Linked DNA regions of Homo sapiens: region 2 is linked to region 1. The links are chromatin loops, found by intact Hi-C in ENCODE. Cell type or tissue: adrenal gland. All regions are shown on one strand. Each heading gives the region's core, and the rest is flanking DNA. Links, peaks and the distances in the headings are about the cores only. Region 1 holds the start of LOC124901154 (a long non-coding RNA gene). Region 2 overlaps LOC102725231 (a long non-coding RNA gene).

What was found. A loop is a pair of places that touch in the nucleus more often than their neighbours do. Peaks named below come from ENCODE experiments on the same cell type or tissue, not always from the same donor. Only the 100,000 strongest peaks of a DNase experiment are listed, where the experiment ranks them.
Region 2: a loop joins it to region 1, with 2.2 times the contacts of the local background. A loop is called at or near these places in 10 of 110 quality-filtered maps.

What each region holds. Positions count from the first base shown.
Region 1 is chr5:180,592,966-180,603,323 of GRCh38, reverse strand. LOC124901154 (a long non-coding RNA gene) reads right to left here and starts at 10,154. Exons shown (of 2, transcript XR_007059088.1): 1 at 10,115-10,154; 2 at 9,056-9,431. It overlaps FLT4 (fms related receptor tyrosine kinase 4), which reads left to right. Exons shown (of 30, transcript NM_182925.5): 30 at 1-1,818. The coding sequence ends at 132. RefSeq lists an enhancer at 246-746 and a silencer at 6,440-6,611. In adrenal gland, for the core only: no CTCF peak of the experiment used is centred there; no DNase peak of the experiment used is centred there; H3K27me3 peaks cover 156 bases.
Region 2 is chr5:180,477,370-180,490,063 of GRCh38, reverse strand. It overlaps LOC102725231 (a long non-coding RNA gene), which reads right to left. Exons shown (of 4, transcript XR_941323.2): 4 at 6,780-6,949. Among named protein-coding and RNA genes, the nearest start is that of CNOT6, 11 kb to the left of the region's middle. RefSeq lists an enhancer at 3,333-4,532. In adrenal gland, for the core only: no CTCF peak of the experiment used is centred there; no DNase peak of the experiment used is centred there; H3K27ac peaks cover 538 bases.

The DNA of each region.
Region 1 (10,358 bases), core at 6,837-9,336:
CGGCCTGAGCGGGGGGCCCGAGGAGGCCAGGTGTTTTACAACAGCGAGTATGGGGAGCTGTCGGAGCCAAGCGAGGAGGACCACTGCTCCCCGTCTGCCCGCGTGACTTTCTTCACAGACAACAGCTACTAAGCAGCATCGGACAAGACCCCCAGCACTTGGGGGTTCAGGCCCGGCAGGGCGGGCAGAGGGCTGGAGGCCCAGGCTGGGAACTCATCTGGTTGAACTCTGGTGGCACAGGAGTGTCCTCTTCCCTCTCTGCAGACTTCCCAGCTAGGAAGAGCAGGACTCCAGGCCCAAGGCTCCCGGAATTCCGTCACCACGACTGGCCAGGGCCACGCTCCAGCTGCCCCGGCCCCTCCCCCTGAGATTCAGATGTCATTTAGTTCAGCATCCGCAGGTGCTGGTCCCGGGGCCAGCACTTCCATGGGAATGTCTCTTTGGCGACCTCCTTTCATCACACTGGGTGGTGGCCTGGTCCCTGTTTTCCCACGAGGAATCTGTGGGTCTGGGAGTCACACAGTGTTGGAGGTTAAGGCATACGAGAGCAGAGGTCTCCCAAACGCCCTTTCCTCCTCAGGCACACAGCTACTCTCCCCACGAGGGCTGGCTGGCCTCACCCACCCCTGCACAGTTGAAGGGAGGGGCTGTGTTTCCATCTCAAAGAAGGCATTTGCAGGGTCCTCTTCTGGGCCTGACCAAACAGCCAACTAGCCCCTGGGGTGGCCACCAGTATGACAGTATTATACGCTGGCAACACAGAGGCAGCCCGCACACCTGCGCCTGGGTGTTGAGAGCCATCCTGCAAGTCTTTTTCAACAGAACTTCACAGACTGTTAGAGCTGCTGAGAAGAATTTGCTTTCCGAATTCAGCCTGGAAGGCGCCCAGGGACAGCTGTACTGAGTCTAGATGACTCTGACCCCCGCCCCAGGTCAAGGCCAGCAGAGCAGTCAGTGCCTCTGGAGAAGGCCCTTGCTCTCCCACCTGGCCCAGACTCCGAGGAGCCTGGGTCTGGAGCTGCCGGTCTGGTTCTTCCCTTTAGAGCCCGGATCTGCCACCTGCGGCCCCTCCCAAGCCGTGAACCAGCTCATGAGAGATGAACACTGTGGGATCCACTCAGGAAGGCTCGGGGCTGGCACAAAGGACCACCCAGCATTGCCCTGTGCCACCCAGCACTCAGTGGACATTCTGGGGACCTGCCTTCAGCCTTTTCCTGCCCTGTGCCTGACATCAGCACCCTGGCTGGTCAGAATGCCGCCCTCCCAGAGGAGCAGCCGAGAGATCCCCTGAAGGCTGGAGGCATTCTGCTCAGGACCCCTATCCCAGCTCACAGTGCCCAACCATCTCACCAGGAGAAAGAGCCACATCCCCACGTTAGGACCACGGAGACTGACCACCACCCTGACCCCCCAAACCCACGCACCAGACGCTTGCAGGACAGGCGCCGCGCAGCGGGCAGGGGCTTGCCCGGCCGACCCTCCCCTCCCCACCTCCCCCACTGCGCGTTACTCCAGGATATGCCGAGTGCACGTATAAGGTCATCTTCGTCGTCCCCGTGGACCTCCCCCTTCCTCTGCACGTCGTCCAACGTGGGACTGGCGTGTCAGGCTTCCCTGGGAGGATCTGGAGGTTGTTCTCTGCAGAGAACCAGCCTGGCTCCTGGCGCGCACCTCTGCTCCCTTCTCCTCACTACCCACCCACGCATGTACCGGGAAAAAAACTACTATGCCCTTCTAGACCATGTTCTGAGAAAAGATCGAAAATATTTAACAAGAGATAATAATAAATCTGATGCCGGTCTTTGTGTGTGTTGCGGACGGGAGTGTTGCTTTTATTGTTTTTGCTTCCGTAATAAATCTAAATGGGAATACAGAACAGCCCCCACATTGGGCTTTTTTTTTTTTTTTTTTTTTTTTTTGAGACAGTTTTGCTCTTTCCCCCAGGCTGGAGTTCAGTGGCGCGATCTCGGCTCACTGGAACCTCCGTCTTCAAGCAATTCTTCTGCCTCAGCCTCCTGAGTAGCTGGGATTACAGGCACCTGCCACCACGCCCAGCTAATTTTTGTATTTTTAGTAGAGACGGGGTTTCACCATGTTGGCCAGGCTGGGCTCGAACTCCCGGCCTCAGCCTCCCAAAAGTGCTGGAATTACAGGTGTGAGCCACCGCGCCCGGCCGCTTTTTTTTTGTTTTGGTTGGTTGGTTGGTTTGTAGAAATGAGGTCTCACTGTATTGCCCAGGCTGGGTTTGGATATTTTAGCTTTCCATTATAATTGACTGAATTTAGTCACTGACCTTGACATATGTGCCAACCCAGGTGTCCACCAACAGGGTGTCCCCCCGTGCCCAGGGCTGAGCGGCTCTCCAAGCCCAAAGTATGCCCCTGTGTGTTGGGAACTGAAACACCTCTGTGCTCCCATCCCGTACCATTTCCCAGCAGGGCTGCGCTCACACTTCCGGGCTCCTCTGGAACTTCCTGGGTTGGACCTTAAGGGCTGGGCTCAAGTGTCCCTGCAGGTCCCAGCCACCCTTTCACACCCCAGAGCACCACTCACTCCAGGAGTGGCTGTGTGGATGGAGACAGCCAGCGAGCGGGGAGGGAGGAGTCACACCAGGCTACAGCGTGCTCGCACTGCGAGGGCCCCTTGGTCCCTTCTGCCTCCCAAGAACCTTCTCACCTTCTCCTCTCAGGCTCCAGCCCTTCTCTGGGTGCCACCGCCCGCCTATGCCTCCCCACCTCCACCCCAGCCCTTCACTCTATTCATTTCTGCCAAGAGCCCTTCGTCACCTGCTTGGGGGAGGTTTGGGGCCCAGGACATGCCCGAATGTCCTTTGATGCTGTTGATTCTATGCTGACGTCCCCAGTGCCTCTCGGTGTGCTCAGGCCCTGGCGTTTGCATCCAGCAGGCAGAGCTCCCGGGTGGCTGCTCAAAGCCACACGTGGTCCTAGGCCCTGGAGTTGGAACTCACAAACCGCAGCCCCTGCTGTGAGGAGTGAAGAAGAGCAAAGAGGAAGACCAGAAGGACAGGCGAGGGAGGGAAGTGGGATGTGGGACAGGAGGCCACAGGGGACCTAGGGCCTGGGAGTCCAGAGTTGGGCCTGTTTCTTATTTTAAGGCTAGACGGGCATTCTGAGAAGGGCTGACGTCTTTCACCGAGAAGGAGGGATCTTGAAGGAGCTTGGCGGGGTCTGCAGGGGTGCTGGCAGGCTAGGAGATCAGAGGGACCCCCGGGAGGGCCCTACACAGCTCCCGCCCTAGATGCTCATTATGCTTGGGAGGAGGGAACCCAAAAAGCAGCTTCCAGCACCAACACCGGCTCCCTCCCTCTCATTTCCCCTGACCCCATCCTCACCCCATTACCACTCCCAGGCCACTCCACCCCAGTGGGCCCAAATCAACTTTTTTTTTTTTTTGAGACGAAGTTTCACTCTGTCACCCAGGCTGGAGTGCAGTGGTGCAATCATAGCTCACTGCAGCCTCAACCTCCCGTGCTCACATGATCCTCTCGCCTCGGCCTCCTGAGTAGCTGGGACTACGGGGCTCACTGTGCCTAGCTTCCAGGTAGACTCTTGAAGCTGTGTGCTTAGCCCAGATAATCAGCCACAGTGTCCAAGGTGCTGGCCAGTCCCCAGGTCACTGGGGCCATCTCCAGCCCTGATCTCTGCATGTGGATTCAGGGAGGGGACCATAGCATCACTGAGCGGGGACTGCCTTTGTGCCTTTGGCAACCACCAAATGAGGCCTGGGTCTCCTCTGCCACTGGGCAGAGAGCCTGGGACAGGCTGGGCTCTGAGGGCTCCTCAGGGCTGGGAGCGGAGGATGGGGTATGAGATGTGGCACCCTGCAGCTGGTGAGCCTGAGCCCAGCACCTCCCCTCGGAGCCTCAGTTTCTCATTCATGACTGCCACCTTGTAGAGCTTTGGTGATAAAAGTCATAAGGCCCCAGTGGTGCTGGGGGTGACCACACCCAGGTAAAAGCCCCCTTCCGACCAAGTGGTGTGAACAGGGGCCTATGAGCCCCCCTTGACTCACCCACCCACCCATGCACCAGCTAACACGTGCTCCCACCCGTCCCCCATATGCCCGATGGACTGAAGGTTTGTGTCCTCCTGAAATGTACATGTTGAAACCCTACTCCCAGTGTGATGGCGTTAGGAGGTGGGGCCCTTGGGAGGTGAGCAGGTCATGAGGGTGGAGCCCCTGGGAATGGGATTAGTGTCCTTACAAGAGGAGGCCAGAGAGCTCCGTAGCCCTCTTTCCACCGTGTGAGAAGTCAGCTGTCAGGAAACCAGGAAGCCCCTCACCAGACCCCCGATCTGCCTGCGCCTTGATCTTGGCCTTCCCAGCTTCCAGGACTGTAAGAAAGAAATGTGAGCCCAGCCTCAAAGCGCTGTGCACAGGGGAAATGCATCCCTCCTGAGGGCAAACTGGGCGGTGTCTGAGGTCAGCAAGCGCCCCCACACTCCCCCCACCCTTGTTCTGCTCTGGAGGAGTAACTGGCTGCAGCCACCACCGCGAGGAGAGGGGACCGTTTCCCCTTCCTGGGCCCAGTGGGGGACACCACCTTCCCCTCAGGGGCGCATCCAAAGAGGGAAGCAGAAACTCCTAAACTTTCCACCCGAGCCACGAGTGGCCAAGGGTGCCATAAAGCTGATGGTGGGCCGGGAGGCTAGAGGATGTGGGGGCTGAACTAGGGCTTGATGGGGAGCCCAGAGCGGCCACAGAGAGAGAGGATTAAGGGATTTGGAACACGCCTGGGGGCAGCATCCTTGGCAGCCTGGGCTGCCCCTCTGTGGCACACAGGGGTGGAGTCAGCCGGGCAGCTCCCAGGGTCCCGCCCATCCCTGGCTGCTCTGAGGCACTGCCAGGAGCTCCATCACAGCTGGCTTGTGGGCAGCAGGGCCACACAGGACTGCCCGGCCCTGGAAGGAGGCAGCTCCCCTGAGAAGGACATGGCCTCCCCTAGGGACAGCCGGGTACCTGGAAGTCATCAGCCAGTCTCCACGGAGAGGCAGCAGTAACGGAAGGGAACGCTCGGAAGGGGCCTTGCTTTGGGACGGCAGCAAGTGCATCTCTGCCATGGTGGGATCTTGGCCTGGAGTCTGGGCTGGGGCCTCCCCTGGGTCTGACCCCCCAACTCTCACCCCTGCCTGGCTGCTCCCAGCCCTGGCACGTGGAGGCAGCACAGGACGCTGTGCCTTCCGGGTCAATGGGCGTGTGAAGAGCATGGCCTGGGCACCGTGCAGACCCATCTCAGACTGCCAGGGGACTGCAGGCCGGTCACTGACGTTCTCTGAGCTGTGTTTCTTCTAAATCGTGAGGGTGATAATGCCCGTCTCACCCCAGTGCCATTCCACGCAGGAAACCACTTCAGTCCCTGGACACGGTGGGGCTCTGGGGACTGAAGTGCTTTCCTCAATGGAATGGTATTGGGGTGGGGAGGACAGGGAGTGCTGCTGGGCACACAGAGGTGTGGAGCCCTGCCCAGGGTCACCTCCTGAATCCCTGCCAGCACCCCTTCCTCAGCCTCCTTCCTCACTGAACAGACTGAAGCAGGGAAGTGGGACCTAATGAGACACGATGTTTCCTCTGCTGCTGCTGCTGTGGCCAGCACGGTCCTTGGAGCAGTGGGGTGAAGCCTCACGGGAGGGCCCTGGGGATAGCACCAGCGCTTGTGTGCCTGGGCCCAAATTGGTATCGGAGGTTTGGCACTGCTGGCTGCCAGCCTGTCACTCCAAGGAGGACAACTCTAAAAAATGGGAGCTGAGAGGCCGGGCGCGGTGGCTCACGCCTGTAATCCCAGCACTTTGGGAGGCCGAGGCAGGCAGATCACGAGGTCAGGAGATCGAGACCATCCTGGCTAACACGATGAAACCCTGGCTGTACTGAAAATACAAAAATTAGGCGGGCATGGTGTCGGGCGCCTGTAATCCCAGCTACTCAGAAGGCTGAGGCAGGAGAATCGCTTGAACTTGGGGTCAGAGGTTGCAGTGAGCCGAGATTGCACCACTGCACTCCACCTTGGGCAACAGAGCAAGACTCCATCTCAAAAAAAAAAAAAGGAGCTGAGAGATGGCAGGGAAGAATGAGGTATGAGGTCCTGGTGACATCCTTTGAGCCTGGATCAACCTTTCCCTGAAGGCGGAGCCACTCCTGGAATTTCAGTCTTTGCTTAAAGCCACGTGGGTCAGCTTTTCTGTCACTTTCACCAATGCCCTGAACCCACAAGGCAGGAACCACATCGACAGCACCTGCTCCCCTCCGCACAGCAGGGCCCTGTGGGTGGGAGTGCCGACAGGGAAGGGGCAAAAGGAAGTGGCTGAGAGCCAGATCAATATTGACCCAGGGACGGTGCCACAGAGGGCGCTCGGATATGCTCACGACACTGCCCAGTGCCCGAGGGCCCACGGGGCTGAGCTATGAGGAAAGAGGACGCGGGCTGAGGAGGGGGTGCTGAGCGCCCCAGGGCCCACGGGGCCGAGCCATGAGGAGGGAGGACGGGGGCTGAGGAGGGGGTGCTGAGCGCCCCAGGGCCCACGGGGCCGAGCCAAACCACTTCCTACTGGCGCAGGAGAAAGCCCAGAGTGCCTGCTGGGACTGGCCGAGGTGCCTGTCCTTGTGGGGCCCACTCAGGGCGGTGTGGAGGGTCGCTGCTGCTGGCCGCTGTGGTGGCCCTGGCCAGGAGCCCCCACAAGTCCCTTGAAAAAGGGTCCCAGGACCATCGGGAAACTCAGGGTGCCGGCTGACACCACCAGGGCTGCCCACCGGTCCCCACCTTCGAGTAGGAAAGTTTGCTCAGAAGGAGTGAGGAAGGGGGCCTCGGGGCCGGGGTCCAGCGCCTGCGGCCTTTGGCTCTAGACATAAAAAGAAGAGCAGCTTCTATTGGAACAGCACCACAGACCCCTCCCAAAGCCCCAGATCATTCTAGCATGGAGGGCTAACCTAACCAGGGCCCAGCCACCAGGACACCACCTGACAGCCAGCTGCTATCCCAGGAGAGCAGAGGTGGGCAGAGAGGGGCCCCAGAAAACTCCGGCAATGAACAGTCACCAAGATGCCTGCTCTGGCGGGGAGCTGCACTCACCTGCCCAGGTGACCACATCAGAGAGGCATGGGTATCCGGAGTTCAACCCAGTTTGCTTAATAATTTATGTACTCAAGGCATTAGGAAGAGAGGGCACCAGAGAAAGAGGGATATCAAAGAGAGGGGGCATCACAGAGAGCAGGGGCCTCAGAGAGAGAGGACATCAGAGAGAGAATGGGGACATGGTGGGGGCATCAGAGTGGGCATCTGCCACCTGAACAGCCCTCCACAGGTGTCTGCGGAAGCACCGCCAAAGCGTGGGCCGGGCGGAGGCACCGTGAGCCTCTAGGCTCCCCAGCAGGAGCACCCAGGGGCTGAGTACCCTGCTCCGAGGCCCTGAGGTCTTTCAATAGGCCCCAAATTCAATATCTGGCCCCTTCCCCAGAGCCGCAAAGTGCTTGTTTACCTTCCAGCTCTTCCTGCATTCCGTGGGAGTGGGCAAGGTGTGCGTGTTTATTTTGGCCCAAAAGATGCCCTGCAAACACTGCCCAGAACAAGCTGACCGTGTCGTCTGCAGACAGCGCCAAGCACTTTCTCAGTGTCTCGGCAGACCTGAGCCAGCAAGGGCCGCAAGCAGGAGTGGCAGGGAAGGCCCAGGCTGACGAGAGGGCGCTGCCCACCCGCCCCTGTCCCATGCCGGGCGGACTCTGACACCCACCCTGGAAGCCTCACCTGGCCTGGCCTTCAAGGGGCAGGGCAGCACTTGGAGGGCATGGCAGGCCCCAGGTCCGTCCACACCCCAGCTCCTGGAACCTTGGAATGTTAGGCTCAGCAGGCACGGTCTCGGCAGCCCGACTGGGGGCGTCATTGTGAGATGAGGGGACTGTCCTGGGTTATCTAGGTGAGCCCTAAATGCAACAACACACACACTCATAAGATGGCGGCAGAATTTTCACACTCACACACACCCACACTCACACACACATTCACACACACTTGCACACAATTCAAACACATGCATATCCACACACTCCCTCCCACACACTCCCTCCCACACTCTCCCTCCCACACAGACTGACTCACGCTTATCCACACACACACTTGTACACACATTCACACTCAAACACACCCACAAGCTCACACCCACTCACTCTCCTTCACATGCACATTCTCATTCACTGTCCATCTTACACACTTGCATGCATATTCACTCTCACCCCTCCACACACACACCCCCACACATCCCCACACCCACACACACCCACACATGAACCCTCACACACACCCACATACACACCCACACATACACACCCTCACACACACCCCACACACACTCACACACCCACACATACCCTCACACACCCTCACACACACCCATACCCTCTCACTCCCACACACCCACACACGAACCCTCACACACCCACACACACCCCCACACACACCCACACACCCACACACACCCACACACCGACAAACCCTCACACACACACCCCACGCACCCTCACACACACACCCACACACACAGAAGAGGAGGAGGCCATGTGACCAGGAGGCAGAGACTGGAGTGATGCAGTCACCAGCCAAGGGGCCCTGGCAGCCCCCATAAGCAGGGAGAGGCCAGGAGTGGATAAGCTCCTGGGAAGGCCCAGCCTCTGGAGGAGGAGCGGCCCCCGACGCCTCGCCTTCACCCCCGTGACACTGCACTTCTGGGCTCCAGAACTGCGAGCGGAGTAAATGTGTTGTTTTCAGCCACCAGGTATGTGGTGACTTGTCACAGCAGCCTCAGGAAATGAATACAGAGGCAGCCGCTGACCCAGCTGTGCAGGTCTCGGCACAGGCCAGACCCTCGGCCTGCCTGATCCCCAACTACCGCAGAGGCTTCGCCAGCCGTGGCCCCCAGAGCCAGTGTGGGGTGAGGGGCTGGGCCAGCCTGAGGTGAGTCCTGGCTTGCCTTGACCATGGCAGCTCGGGAGAGGAGAGCACATCCTTTGGCCCTGTCAGTGGTGAAACGGAGACACCGTGACACACTTCTCCGGGGAGCCAGGGGATGTATTTTTGGAATCCGAAATCTTGGGGCACATGGGAATGAGGGCCTGTCACCACCCTGCAGGCTTGTGGGAAATGGGAACAGATCCACCCAAGGCACTATGAGCCGGAAGGTGGAGGGAGGTTATTTTGAAGACAAAGGATCCCTGGAGGCAGGTGCAAGGGGCCGCTGGAGTGGCCAGGACCCCAAGCGCTGCTGGGGACCCACAGATGACGGCCTCCCCCTCCTCCTGGCCTCGGCAGCATCGGTCTTTCCCGCGGTCAGTGTTCTCTGGTCCCCAGGCAGCATGGGGAAAGGTGGCCCCAAAGTCAGCTCCCAAGATGCGCCCACTGGGATTGCTTGGGCCAAGGCTGCCAGATCCTGCTCAGGAGAAGAACAAGCATCATGAGGTTGTGGACACACTGGGATCCTTGTGCATTGTTGCTGGGAAGGCAGCGTGGTGCCGCTGCTATGGGAGAGATGGCAGATCCTCACAAATGACACAGGCAAGTTCCACAGGCTCCAGCCATTCTACCTCTGAGCAGCCACCCAAAACAGCCAACAGCAGGGTCCCAAAGAGGCATTTGCACAGCCGTGTTCACGGCCGCATTACTCACAGCAGTGAAAACATGCAAGCGCCCACATGTCCACCCACGGGTGAAGTGAATGGGTGAAGAAAACGTGGCACAGCCATGCAATGGAGCAGTATCCTACCCTAAGAAGGAAGGAAACTCTGAAGGTCATGAATGAACCTGGAGGATATCATGCTAAGTGAAATACGCCAGACACAAAAGACAAACACTGCCCGATTCCACTCATATGAGGTGCCGGGAGTGGCCAGATTCAGAGACAGAAAGTGGAATGGTGGTGCCAAGGGCTTGGGGAGGGGAGTGGGGAGTTGTTTAATAGGCTCAGAGTTTCAGTTTTATAAGAGGAAAAGAGTTCTGGAAATGGATTGTGGTGATGTTTGCACAACATTAGAATATACTTAATGCTAATGGAGTGTGCCCTTAAGATGGTGAAGCTGGGCTGTGCGGGGTGGCTCACACGTGTCATCACAGCACCTTGGGAGTCTGAGGCGGGAGGATTGCTTCAGGCCAGGATTTTGAGACCAGCTTGGTCAATGTAGCGAGACCCCATCTCTAGAAAAAATAAAAATAAATCAAGCCAGGCGTGGTGGCTCACACCTGTAATCCCAGCACTTTGGGAGGCTGAGGCAAGAGTATCACTTGAGGCTAAGAGTTCAAGACCAGTCTGGGCAACACAGTGAGACTTTGTCTCTACAAAAAATAAACAAAATTAGCTGGA
Region 2 (12,694 bases), core at 3,975-6,474, 110 kb after region 1:
GTATTTTTGAGACAGGTTCTCACTCTGTCACCCAGGCTGGAGTGCAGTGGCATGATCACGGCTCACTGCAGTCTCAACCTCCTTGGGCTCAGGTGATCCTCCCACCTCAGCCTCCGGAGAGGCTGGGACTGCAGGCATACACCACACCCCGTTAATTGTTGTTGTTGACATGGGGTTTCACCTTGTTGCCCAGGCTGGTCTCCAGCTCCTGCCCTCAAGCAATCTGCCCGCCTCGGCCTCCCAAAGTGCTAGTATTACAGGCGTGAGCCACTGTGCCAGGCTGCTTAAGTGATTTTTAAACAAAAGCCTTAGGACCCTAACATCAGAAATCCCATCTGTAGTAACAGCGGGGGTGCATAATGGTCAGTGTCCGGAGCTACATGACTTTCTGTTACAAGGAAGTGGGCCTAAGTGCCGCCTGATTAATGCTTAATTATAACTATATTTCTGTCCGGGATTCCTGTTAACTCTGAGAGGGTGGCCTCAGATGGGTGGTTCAGTAATGAAAATGGACACCTAGGTGATGGCCATGATTGTTGATGTTGCCGTGGTGTCTGTCACTCAAACATGACTGGGGCATTGGAATTCCAACCTGGGACTGATGGAGAATGTTGCTGTGGTTTGAATATTTGTCTCCTCCAGCACTCATGAAGACAGAATTAACAATCAAAAGAGAAACAAAGCAGACAAATTTGCAAAACTCAGCCTGGCCATGTAGAATGAAAAAGTGTGTTCAAAAGCAGAAACCAAGGGTGGCCCAGTGGTCTTTCACCAAGATTAGTACAGAGAAAAAGGATCATCAAAGAGCATGGAGCTGGTCACTCACGGTGGCTCACACCTGTAATCCCAGCACTTTGGGAGGACGAGGCGGGGTGGATCACCTGAGATCAGGAGTTCGCGACCAGCCTGGCCAACATGCTGAAACCAACCCCGTCTCTACTAAAAATACAAAAAATTAGCCGGGCGTGTTGGCAGTCGCCTGTAATCCCAGCTACTTGGGAGGCTGAGGCAGGAGAATTGCTTGAACCTGGGAGGTGGAGGTTGCAGCGAGCCGAGATCATGCCGTTGTACTCCAGCCTGGGCAACAAGAGCAAAACTCCACCTCAAAAAAAAAAAAAAAAAAATAGAAGAAAGACCTCTAGGGCATTTTGGAGGTCTTTGAGGCTACACTTGCTGTCACAGGCTCTGAGGCCTAGAGGGCCTAGAGGGCAGAATGGTTTCAAGGGATGGCCCAGTATTGAGAGGTGGGGTCTTTAAGAGGTGATTGGGCCATGAGGACTCTCCCAGGCTGGCAGATCGCTTGAGCTCAGGAGGTTGAGACCAGCCTGAGCAACATAGCAAAACCCCATCTCTACAAAAAATACAAAAAATGAGCGGGTTTTGGTAGATATTGCCAAATGGCTCTTTGAAAAGTCTGTACCAGTTTATATTTCCACCAACAGTGTATAAAAGTCTGTTTCCTTTTTTCAAGTCAACTAAAACTCTGTCTCCGACTCTGTTTCTCTCTGTCTCTTACACATACATGAATAAGAGTCTAAGGGAAATAAGTATTTGAATTTCACAGTATGTATATATGAAGGTAAATAATTCCTCAAAGTTTCTCTGACAATGTTCTCAAGGTTAGGTTACCCTATTTTCTTTAACTGAGGTAAAATTCAGCCCACATGAATGAATGAATTCATTCATGGATTAATTAATGGGTTATCATGGGAGAGGAACTGGTGGCTTTGTAGGAAGAGGAAGACAGACCTGAGCTAGCACCTTCGCACACCCATCCCTGTTGCCATCTGATGCCTTGTGCTGCTTTGGGACTGCAGGGAGTCCCCACCAGCAGGAAGTCCCCACCAGATGTGGCCCCTTGACTTTGGACTTCTCAGCCTGCAGAACTGTAAGAAATAAATTCCTTTTCCATATAAATTACCCAGTTTAAGATACTCTGTTATAGGCAAAAGAAAACGAATGAAGACAAATGTGGACCATTACTGTATGGGTCCAGCAGCTGGATTTGCCAGGGGCCCCAGAGATATGCAGTGTCGATTACAGACTGACCACAAGAACCAAAATGCGCAGGAGAATGATGAATGAAGCAGGTCCCAAGGTTTATTTGCAAGAAAAATTTGAACAGCCGTGTGACAAACCCGCTTCTAGTAGGAAAGCACATTCTAGAGGGAAGCAAAGCCATTCGGAGGTTGTTTGGTGAGTCTGAAATACAGACCTGTGGAGCCATTCAGCTCTTAACAGTCTGACACCTCCTCTCTAGGGCTGCAGGCTTAGTGGCCAAAGACCAGCGCTGGTGACAAAAATTTCCCACTGCCATGCAGTGCCAGAGACATGGACACACCCTGGACATCTGTCTCCCTTTCTCTGGACTTGAGGCTTGCAGGCCACAGTTCTCCTTAGATAGGGCCTGGTATCGTAGATGAAGTTTCAGATCCCAATCATATCTTACCCCTATTATCCTTTGTCCCTGAGCCCATTGTATTAGCCTGCAATTGGCTGAAAACCTAACTCAAACAGCTTTAAGAGGGGGACAAAGGAATTAGTTGGCTCACGTAGCATTAAAAGACCAGGAAGATGGCCAGGCATGGTGGTTCAAGCCTGTAATCCCAGCACTTTGGGAGGCCAAGGCAGGCGGATCATGAGGTCAGGAGATGGAGACCATCCTGGCTAATACAGTGAAACCCCGTCTCTACTGAAAATACAAAAAAAAATAGCTGGGTGTGGTGGCGGGCGCCTGTAGTCCCAGCCACTCGGGAGGCTGAGGCAGGAGAATGGTGTGAACCCGGGAGGTGGAGCTTGCAGTGAGCTGAGATCGCACCACTGCACTCCAGCCTGGGCGACAAAGCGAGACTCCATCTCAAAAAAAAAGAAAGACCAGGAAGAGTCCACTAGCTGCAGGTGTGGCTTGATCTGGGAGCTAATGCCACTCGGTTCTGCTCACCTCCATGGTGACTTTATCATCAGGTGCCACATTCAAGAAAAGGGGATACCATCTCCTTCAAGGTTCAAGCCTGGCAGGAAAGAGAATGTCCCCAAAATGGTCGAACAGAGGTCCTAGGCCTGACTCATTTCCATCTCTGAATCAAACACCATGTTCTGGCATGTGTCATACACCAGTCAGGAAGAAGTCACATGCCCTACTTGTGGAGGCAGATCGTCTTCAGCTGCACTCAAGCATATATGGAAAGAGTTGATGGGGGCCGGGTGCGGGAGCTCATGCCTGTAATCCCAGCACTTTGGGAGGCTGTGGCGGATGGATCACTTGGCGCCAGGAGTTCGAGACCAGCCTTGCCCACATGGTAAAACCCTGTCTCTACTAAAAATACAAAAAATTAGCCAGGCATGGTAGCGCATGCTTGTAATCTCAGCTACTTGGGAGGCTGAAGCAGAAGAATCATTGAACCTGGGAGGCAGAGGTTGCAGTGAGCCAAGATCACACCATTGCACTCCAGCCTGGGCAACAAGAGTGAAACTCTGTCTCAAAAAAAAAAAAAAAATTAGTGTGGAGTAGTCAGAGGAAAATCAGGGATACCGTTGCTGGAAGAAAGAGGAATAGAAGCAGCAAGGAAGAAAGGCAGAGGCCTGAGGTCCACGTAGAAGCAGCAAGGAAGAAAGAGGCAGAGGCCCGAGGTCCACGTAGAAGCAGCAAGGAAGAAAGAGGCAGAGGCCTGAGGTCCACGTAGAAGCAGCAAGGAAGAAAGGCAGAGGCCCGAGGTCCACGTAGAAGCAGCAAGGAAGAAAGAGGCAGAGGCCCGAGGTCCACGTAGAAGCAGCAAGGAAGAAAGAGGCAGAGGCCCGAGGTCCACGTAGAAGCAGCAAGGAAGAAAGAGGCAGAGGCCCGAGGTCCACGTAGAAGCAGCAAGGAAGAAAGAGGCAGAGGCCCGAGGTCCACGTAGAAGCAGCAAGGAAGAAAGAGGCAGAGGCCCGAGGTCCACGTAGAAGCAGCAAGGAAGAAAGAGGCAGAGGCCCGAGGTCCACGTAGAAGCAGCAAGGAAGAAAGAGGCAGAGGCCCGAGGTCCACGTAGAAGCAGCAAGGAAGAAAGAGGCAGAGGCCCGAGGTCCACGTAGAAGCAGCAAGGAAGAAAGGCGCGGAGGCCCGAGGTCCACGTAGAAGCAGCAAGGAAGAAAGGCGCGGAGGCCCGAGGTCCACGTAGAAGCAGCAAGGAAGAAAGAGGCAGAGGCCCGAGGTCCACGTAGAAGCAGCAAGGAAGAAAGGCAGAGGCCCGAGGTCCACGTAGAAGCAGCAAGGAAGAAAGAGGCAGAGGCCCGAGGTCCACGTTCCATCAAGCCTCCACCTTCATGCAACAGGCCTCCTGCCAGCTGCTTCCTTCGGCACTTGTCTCTTCCTGGCCTCACACTCAGTATGTGGAGTCAAGAAGGTGCCTCGAGGCCTCAGAATGCAGGAGACAGAGCTTCCCATGCAGAGTTCAGATGCACTCCCAAAGACTTACCTTAGAGAATTGCTGGGAAGGGGAAAAGGCAGCTCATTTGGTTTTGTTTCTGGTTTTGCGTTTTGTTTTCTGTCTCTCTTTTAACTTCTTTTTCCTTATTCTTTAACACAACATCAAAACTATACTGATGCTTTTTGGTTTTTTTAAGAGATGGGGTCTTACTTTCCACCCAGGCTGGAATGCATTGGAATCCACCCACTTTGGGAGGCTGGGGCAGGCGGATCACCTGAGATCAGGAGTTCGAGGGCAACATGGTGAAACCCCGTCTCTACTAAAAATACAAAAATTAGCCGGGCATGGTGGCAGGCGCCTGTAGTCCCAGCTACTCGGGAGGCTGAGGCAGGAGAATTGCTTGAACCTGGGAGGCATAGGTTGCAGTGAGCCGAGATCGTGCCACTGCACCCTAGCCTGGACGACAGAGTGAGACTCTGTCTAAAAAAATTAACAAATAAAATAAAATAAAATGGTAAAACTTAAAAAGCAGAAAGGCATGATAAAGGAAGTGAATATCTCATCCCTATCCCTATTCCAGCCACACTCCCCAGAGACAAGCATTTGAACTGATAGATTACCATGCGCTGACCTTGAATAACAAACCCGGCGCCCTTACTGACTCCTGTGACGAGAAGTCCAGATACAGGCAGCCTTTAGGGCTGTTTGACTTAAGGCTTAATACTGGTGTCTAAAAGGCCTAGAAACAGGACAAATTTGTTTTTAAACAGCACGTTAAGCACATTTCAAATAATATGCTCTGTATGTCTTTCTTCAACTACTAGACACCGTTTCAGATGAATTAACCTCTAAATTTAAACCAGTGGGTCCGATTGTCAATCGGGGGGAAAAAAGAACCAAACAAAGCTCTAGGCTGTTTAGACAGTCTGCATTGTATTGATTGTACTCCCCCTGGGAGTTTCTGATGGTCGGGTGTGTGGTGTGAGAGGCAGGGGGCGCTGGGGCACCACCGAGCTTGGGTCTGAGCTGCTGAAGGGTGGGTCTGTTTGGCTGCAGTGCCTGGCCAGGGTGGAGTTCCAGGGAGATGCCCCAAGATGCCAACGCCTGCTGGCAGATTAATCACTGATACTCCCCTGGGAGAAAAACATTTTGAGTTGCCCTGCTGCTTATTATGGGATATGACGTATTGGCCGGAGAGCAGGAGGCTGACCTAGGACAGGAATTTTTTTTTTTTTTTGAGATAGAGTCTCGCTGTGTTTCCCAGGCTGGAGTGCAGTGGCGTGATCTCGGCTCACTGCAAGCTCTGCCTTCCGGGTTCACGCCATTCTCCTGCCTCAGCCTTCCAAGTAGCTCGGACTACAGGCGCCCACCACCATGCCCGGCTAATTTTTTGTATTTTTAGTAGAGAGGTTTGACCGTGTTAGCCAGGATGGTCTTGATCTCCTGACCTCGTGATCCGCCTACCTCGGCCTCCTAAAGTACTGGGATTACAGGCGTGAGCCACCGTGCCCAGCCTTTTTTGTGTTTTTTTTTTATTATTATTTATTTATTTTAGACGGAATTTTGCTCTGTCGCCCAGGCTGGAGTGCAGTGGTGCAATCTCAGCTCACTGCAACCTCTGCTGCCTGGGTTCAAGCGATTCTCCTGCCTCAGCCTCCCAAGTAGCTGGGAATACAGGCACGCGCTACCATACCCAGATAATTTTTTGTATTTTTAGTAGAGATGGGGTTTCGCCATGTTGGCCAGGCTGGTCTTGAACTCTTGACCTCAGATGATTTGCCCGCCTTGGCCTCCCAAAGTGCTGGGATTACAGGTGTGCACCACCACACCCAGCCTGGACAGGCATTTATTATGGATATTACCCTTGGAAAGTTTAGGGCATGGTGACTTTTGTTCCTTCCAGATTAACACAATGCTTATTAAGTTTCCAAAAACTGACCTGACTGTCCCAGGATGCCACAACATGCCAGCTGAGGAGTGGCGTTTGTCTCCAGGATACCCGAAGGGGTATTGTGCACTGAACTGGTGGCCTCACATCCACTCCCCTGCCTCTGCAGGCAGTGGGTTAGTCCAGAACCCCCATGCGGGGTCTCCAAGAGGAACATCAGCAGAGCTGAAGGCAAAAATCTGAAGAGATGCAGAGGATGTGGGTCCTCCCAGAGATGGAGGGGGCCACAGGGTTTTATCTGGGAGCCCCGGGACAGGAGTCCCAAGTTTCTTCGTGCATAACTTGATTCACAGGCCACTGTCTGAATTTATTAGGACTCATTCAGTTTCTACAGTAGAAACTGATTTAAAGTGATTTAAGCAGAAATGGGAATTTGTTGGCTCAGGGTAATGCTAGCTGCTCTAATAAACAAATACAAACAAAATCTGTGGGTTGCCACGCTCTCCGTTTATTTCTTGGCTAGCTAGCTGTTGAGGCGTTCTGATTCAGCAGGTGACTTCCCCCGTGTGATTCAGGGACCCAGGTCCCTTCCTTTTACAGTCCTGTCATCCCCTAGGGCAGAGATTCTTACTCCAGGGTCTGTGGACCACCAAGGAATCTGTGGATAGAATTCAGGCAAAGGGACCTGTGAACTCAATTGGGTAGAAATTTAGCACTGTCATTTTGAGCGTAGGTAACAGATCCCAATGGAATGAGCGATCCCCATGACCATCACCAGTAGAAGCCCCAGCCGGATACTGTTGTACCCTATCACAGCTGTGGGGAGATCTCCCCACCCCCAGTTCCTTTTTTGAGATGAAATTCACATGATATAAAATGAACCATTTTAAAGTATACAATTCGGTACTACTTAGTACACTCACAATGGCGTGCAACCACTGCCTCTCTCTAGCTCTAAAACATTTTCATAACCCTAAAAAAGTGTTGGGGTATCCTGAAATATGGGCCAGGTGCGGTGGCTCACGCCTGAAATCCCAGCACTTTGGGAGGCCGAGGCGGGCGGATCACCTGAGGTCAGGAGATCGAGACCATCCTGGCCAACATGGGGAAACCCTCTCTCTACCAAAAATACAAAAATTAGCTGGGTGTGGTGGCAGATGCCTGTAATCCCAGCTACTCTGGAGGCTGAGGCAGGAGGTTGAACCCATGAGGCGGAGATTGCAGTGAGCCAAGATCATGCCACTGCACTGCCTGGCAACAGCGGGAGACTCCATCTCAAAAAAAAAATCATTTTCAGTCATTTGCTACTTAAATGTGAGAGATATTAGATCTACCAAAAGATTTTATTATTTAATATGCTATTATATGCACAAATATTGTTATAATACTTGAAATAGTTTTGTAACTATTTCAATATAACTAGTTCCCTTTGCCATCCTGTGTATTTTACTTTGTGTTTTTAAAATCATTATTCTGAGTGGAGGTCCGTGGGCTTCATCAGACTTCCAGGAGGGGTCACGGCATAAAAAAAAAACCTGGGGAACCCCTGCCCTAGGCTTCAGAGCCCTCTGTATCCAGCTGGTAAAGAGGGAAGAGAGAATAAGAAAGCTCAAGCGCGGCCGGGCGCGGTGGCTCACGCCTGTCATCCCAGCACTTTGGGAGGCCGAGGCGGGCAGATCACCTGAGGTTGGCAGTTCAAGACCAGCCTGGCCAACATGGCGAAACCCCGTCTCTACTAAAAATATAAAAATTAGCCAAGCATGGTCGGGCGTGGTGGCTCATGCTTGTCATCCCAGCACTTTGGGGGGCCGAGGCGGGCAGATCATGAGGTCAGGAGATCAAGACCATCTTGGCTAACACAGTGAAACTCCATCTCAACTAAATATACAAAAAAATTAGCTGGGCATGGTGGCGGGTGCCTGTAGTCCCAGTTACTAGGGAGGCTGAGGCAGGAGAATGGCGTGAACCCGGAAGGTGGAGGTTGCAGTGAGCCAAGATCGCGCCATTACCCTCCAGCCTGGGCGATAGGGTGAGACCACATCTCAAAAAAAAAAAAAAAGAAAAGAAAGCCGAAGTGCTTCCTAACCAGCTCAGCCCAAAGTCACCCACATCACTTCATCTCCTGGCCCATTCGCAAGAACCAGTCATACCTTCCCACCAAAAGCAAAGATTTGGGAAGATTTCCACAAGCCTGGAAATCACTTGCTCAATTCTGTCTGAGCACCTGCTTCCGGCAATAAATCTGTACAGTGGAAGAGAGGGCATGAATTTTGTTGAACAGACAAACGTTTCTGACACAGTCCAAATATCTGATGGCCAGATATCCACATTCACACTTCTTCCAATGAGTAGAACCTAGTCTTCCCATACCCAAGGGAGGCCGCACCTATTGCCGCCTCCTCCTGAGCCTGTCTTCCATCCTGCTGCCTGGAGCAGGGAGTTTGCATCTGGGACCATGAGAATGAGGGCCATGAGGTCAGAGTAAGAATGGGAGCTGCAGGAAGGCTGGTGGGGTCCCGAGCATCTTGTGGAGCAGAGACGGCACAGTACTGTAGGCTGCTGCCACCAGAATCGAGTGGTGCATGTGTGGCAGAAGACAAGGCTGATGCTCTGCCATGCAGAGACTGAGAGCTTGCTGGCCAAAAGTGGACTGAGGGTGTTGGCTTCCAAACCAAGCGGAGTATTTCAAAAATGGCCTCAGATTCGTTAAATTGTGAAACTGGATGACAAGCAGAACACAAAAGCAACCAAGTAAAGGACTCGAGTCTTAACGTTTAAGAGCTGTGTCCAGACAAGATCTTTGGCAATGAGTGCTTTCTTTTTTTTTGTTGAGTCAGAGTTTTGTTCTTGTTACCCAGGCTGGAGTGCAATGGTGCGATCTTGGCTCACCGCAACCTCCACCTCCCGGGTTCAAGCGATTCTCCTGCCTCAGCCTCCCGAGTAGCTGGTATTACAGGCATGCGCCACCACCCTGGCTAATTTTGTATTTTTAGTAGAGACAGAGTTTCTCCATGTTGGTTAGGCTCGTCTCGAACTCCCGACCTCAGGTGATTCACCCGCCTCAGCCTCCCAAAGTGCTGGGATTACAGCCGTGAGCCACTGCGCTCGGCCTTGTTTTTCTTTTTTTTGTATAGATGGGGTTTCACTATGTTGCCCAGGCTAGTCTTGAACTCCCGAGCTCAAGCGATCCACCAGCCTCAGCCTCCCAAAGTGCTGGGATTACAGGCATGAACCACTGCACTTGGCCACTGTAATACAATCTCGAACCCAGAAAGTGGACATTGGTTCAAGCCATAGAGTTTATTCAGATTTTACCAGTTACACATGCACTCATTTATGTGTGTGTGGGAGAGGGGCTCTCTGTGCAACTTTGTTACATGTAGCTTCAGGTGTCCACCACCATAATCAAGATACTTCCCTGGGGCCGGGCGCGGTGGCTCATGCCTGTAATCCTAGCACTTTGGAAGGCTGAGGCGGGCGGATCATGAGGTCAGGAGATCGAGACCATCGTGGCTAACACGGTGCAACCCCATCTCTACTAAAAATACAAATTTGGTGGAGGCCAAAGTTTTTGTATTTGTAAAAATACAAAAAAAAAAAAATTAGCCAGACGTGGTGGCGGGTGCCTGTAGTCCCAGCTACTCTGGAGGCTGAGGCAGGAGAATGACGTGAACCCAGGAGGCAGAGCTTGCAGTGAGCCGAGATTGCACCACTGCACTCCAGCCTGGGCGACAGAGCGAGACTCTGTCTCAAAAAAAAAAAAAAAAGATGCTTCCCTGGGCCAGGCACAGTGGCTCACACCTGTAATTCCAACACTTTGGAGGCTGAGACAGAAGGATCGCTTGAGCCTAGGAGTTGAAGACCAACCTGGGCAACACAGTGAGACCCTATCTCTACAAAAAATTAAAAATACTAGCTGAGCATGGTGGCACACACCTGTATTCCCAGTTACTCAGGAGGCTGAGGTGGGAGGATCACTTGAGCCCATGAGGTTGAGGCTTCAGTGAGTGACCCATGATCACACCACTGCACTATAGCCTGGGTGACAGAGCCAGACCCTGCCTCAAAAAGAAAAAAAAAGATACTGTGCCATCACCCCAAGATCTATAGCCACACTCACCCCTCCCTCGCCTATCCCTAGCTCTGGTTAATTGCTCTTTAAATTTCTTTCATTTATTTTTTTCATTAAAATTTATTTATTTCTTTACATAACAACTGTTTCGTTTTGTTTGAGACAGGGTCTCGCGCTGTTGTGTTGGCTGGAATGCAGTGGTGCAGTTATGGCTCACTGCAGCCTCCACCTCCCAGGCTCCAGTGATCCTCCCACCTCAGCCTCCTAAGTAGCTGGGACTGCAGGTGTGCACCACCACGTCCAGCTAATTTATTTTTATATTTATATTTTTAATTTTTTTTAGACAGAGTCTCGCTCTGTCACCCAGTCTGCAGTGCAGTGGTGCAGTCTTGGCCCACTGCAACCTCTGCCTCCAGGGTTCAAGCAATTCTCCTGCCTCAGCCTCCGGAGTAGCTGGGACTACAGGCACGTGCCACCATGCCCGGCTAATGTTTGTATTTTTAGTAGAGAAGGGGTTTCACCATATTGATCAGGCTGGTCTTGAACTCCTGACCTCATCATCCACCCGCCTCGGCTTCCCAAAGTGCTGGGATTACAGGGGTTAGCCACTGCACCCGGCCTATTTTTATTTTTTGTAGAGATGGAGTCTTGCTATGTTGCCCAGGCTGGTCCCAAACTCCTGGGCTCAAGCAAAGATTTGGGGCAAGGTGGTGCACACCTGTATGTAACCCTGCTACTGAGGAGCTAAGGCAAGATGATTGCCCTAGCCCAGGAGTTCAAGGCCAGCCTGAGCAACATAGGGAGACCTCGTCTCAAAAAAAAAAAAAAAAAAAAAAAAAAAAAAAAAATTGAAAGACTAAACACTTAACATAGTAAAGATGTAAATTCTCTCCAAAATTGATCTATAGGTTTACCAAAATTTCTATTAAAACCTCAGCAAGATTTTCTGAACACATAAAAGCTTATTCCAAAATTTCTGTGGGAAAGGAAAGGCTCTAGAATAGCCAAACAATATTTAAAAAGAATAAAGTGGGAGTAATCACTCTTGCAGATGCCAAGTCTTTACTATTAGCTACAGTAATTAAAACAGTGTGGTACTGGAAAAGAGATGAGTCACATTGATCAGTGAGACAGACAGAGAACCCAGAAATAGATTTATACAAATATACCCAATTAATTTTTTGTTATTGAGACAGGGTCTTGCTCTGTCGCCCAGGCTGGAGTGCAGTGGCGCGGTCTTGGCTCACTACAACCTCGACCTTCTGGACTCAAGCGATCCTCCCACCTCAGCCTCCCTTTCACAGCCCCAGTAGCTGGGACTACCAGCACGTGCCACCATGCCCAGCTAATTTGTATTTTTAGTAGGGATGGAGTTTCGCCAAGTAGGCCAGGCTGGTCTCAAACTCCTGGCCTCAAGCAATTGTCTTGCTTCAGCCTCCCAAAGTGCTCGGATTACAGGCGTAACCCACCTTGCCCGGCCTACTAAATTAATTTTTGATGAAAGAAGAAAGTAATTCAATGGAGAAAGGGGCCACCTTCTCAATAAATGGTGCTGGAGCAATTATACATTCATCTTGCAAAAATCCCACAAAAAAGATCCTGAACTAATCTTCCCATCTTCTACAATTTTTTTTTTTGAGATGGAGTCCCGCTCCGTTGCTCAGGCTGGAGTGCAGTGGCGCGATCTCAGCTCACTGCAAGCTCCGCCTCCCAGTTTCACGCCATTCTCCTGCCTCAGCCTCCTGAGTAGCTGGGACTACAGGTGCCCACCATCACGCCCGGCTAATTTTTTGTGTTTTTAGTAGATGGGGTTTCACTGTGTTAGCCAGGATGGTCTCAATCTCCTGACCTCGTGATCCGCCTGCCTCAGCCTCCCAAAGTGCTGGGATCACAGACGTGAACCATTGCGCCCGGCCTACAATTTTTAACTTATAATGGACCTTGGACTTAAATGTAAAATTACAGGACATCTAGAAAAAAAATAGGAGAAAATCTTCAGGACCCAGTCTAGGCAGAGTTGTTAGACTTGACACCAGAAGCACCATCCATAAAAGGAAATGTCAATTAATTGGACTTCATCAGAATTAACTTTTGCTCAATGAAAGACTGTTAGGAGTATGAAAAGACAAATTATAGACTGGGAGTGGATATTTGCAAGTCACATATCTGACAAAGGCATTGTATCTAAAATATATAAAGGACTCTGTAATCCCAACACTCTGTGAAGCTGCCGTGGGTGGATCACCTGAGGTCAGGAGTTCAACACCAGCCTGGCCAACACGGCGAAACCCCATCTCTACTAAAAATACAAAAATTAGCCAGGTATAGTGG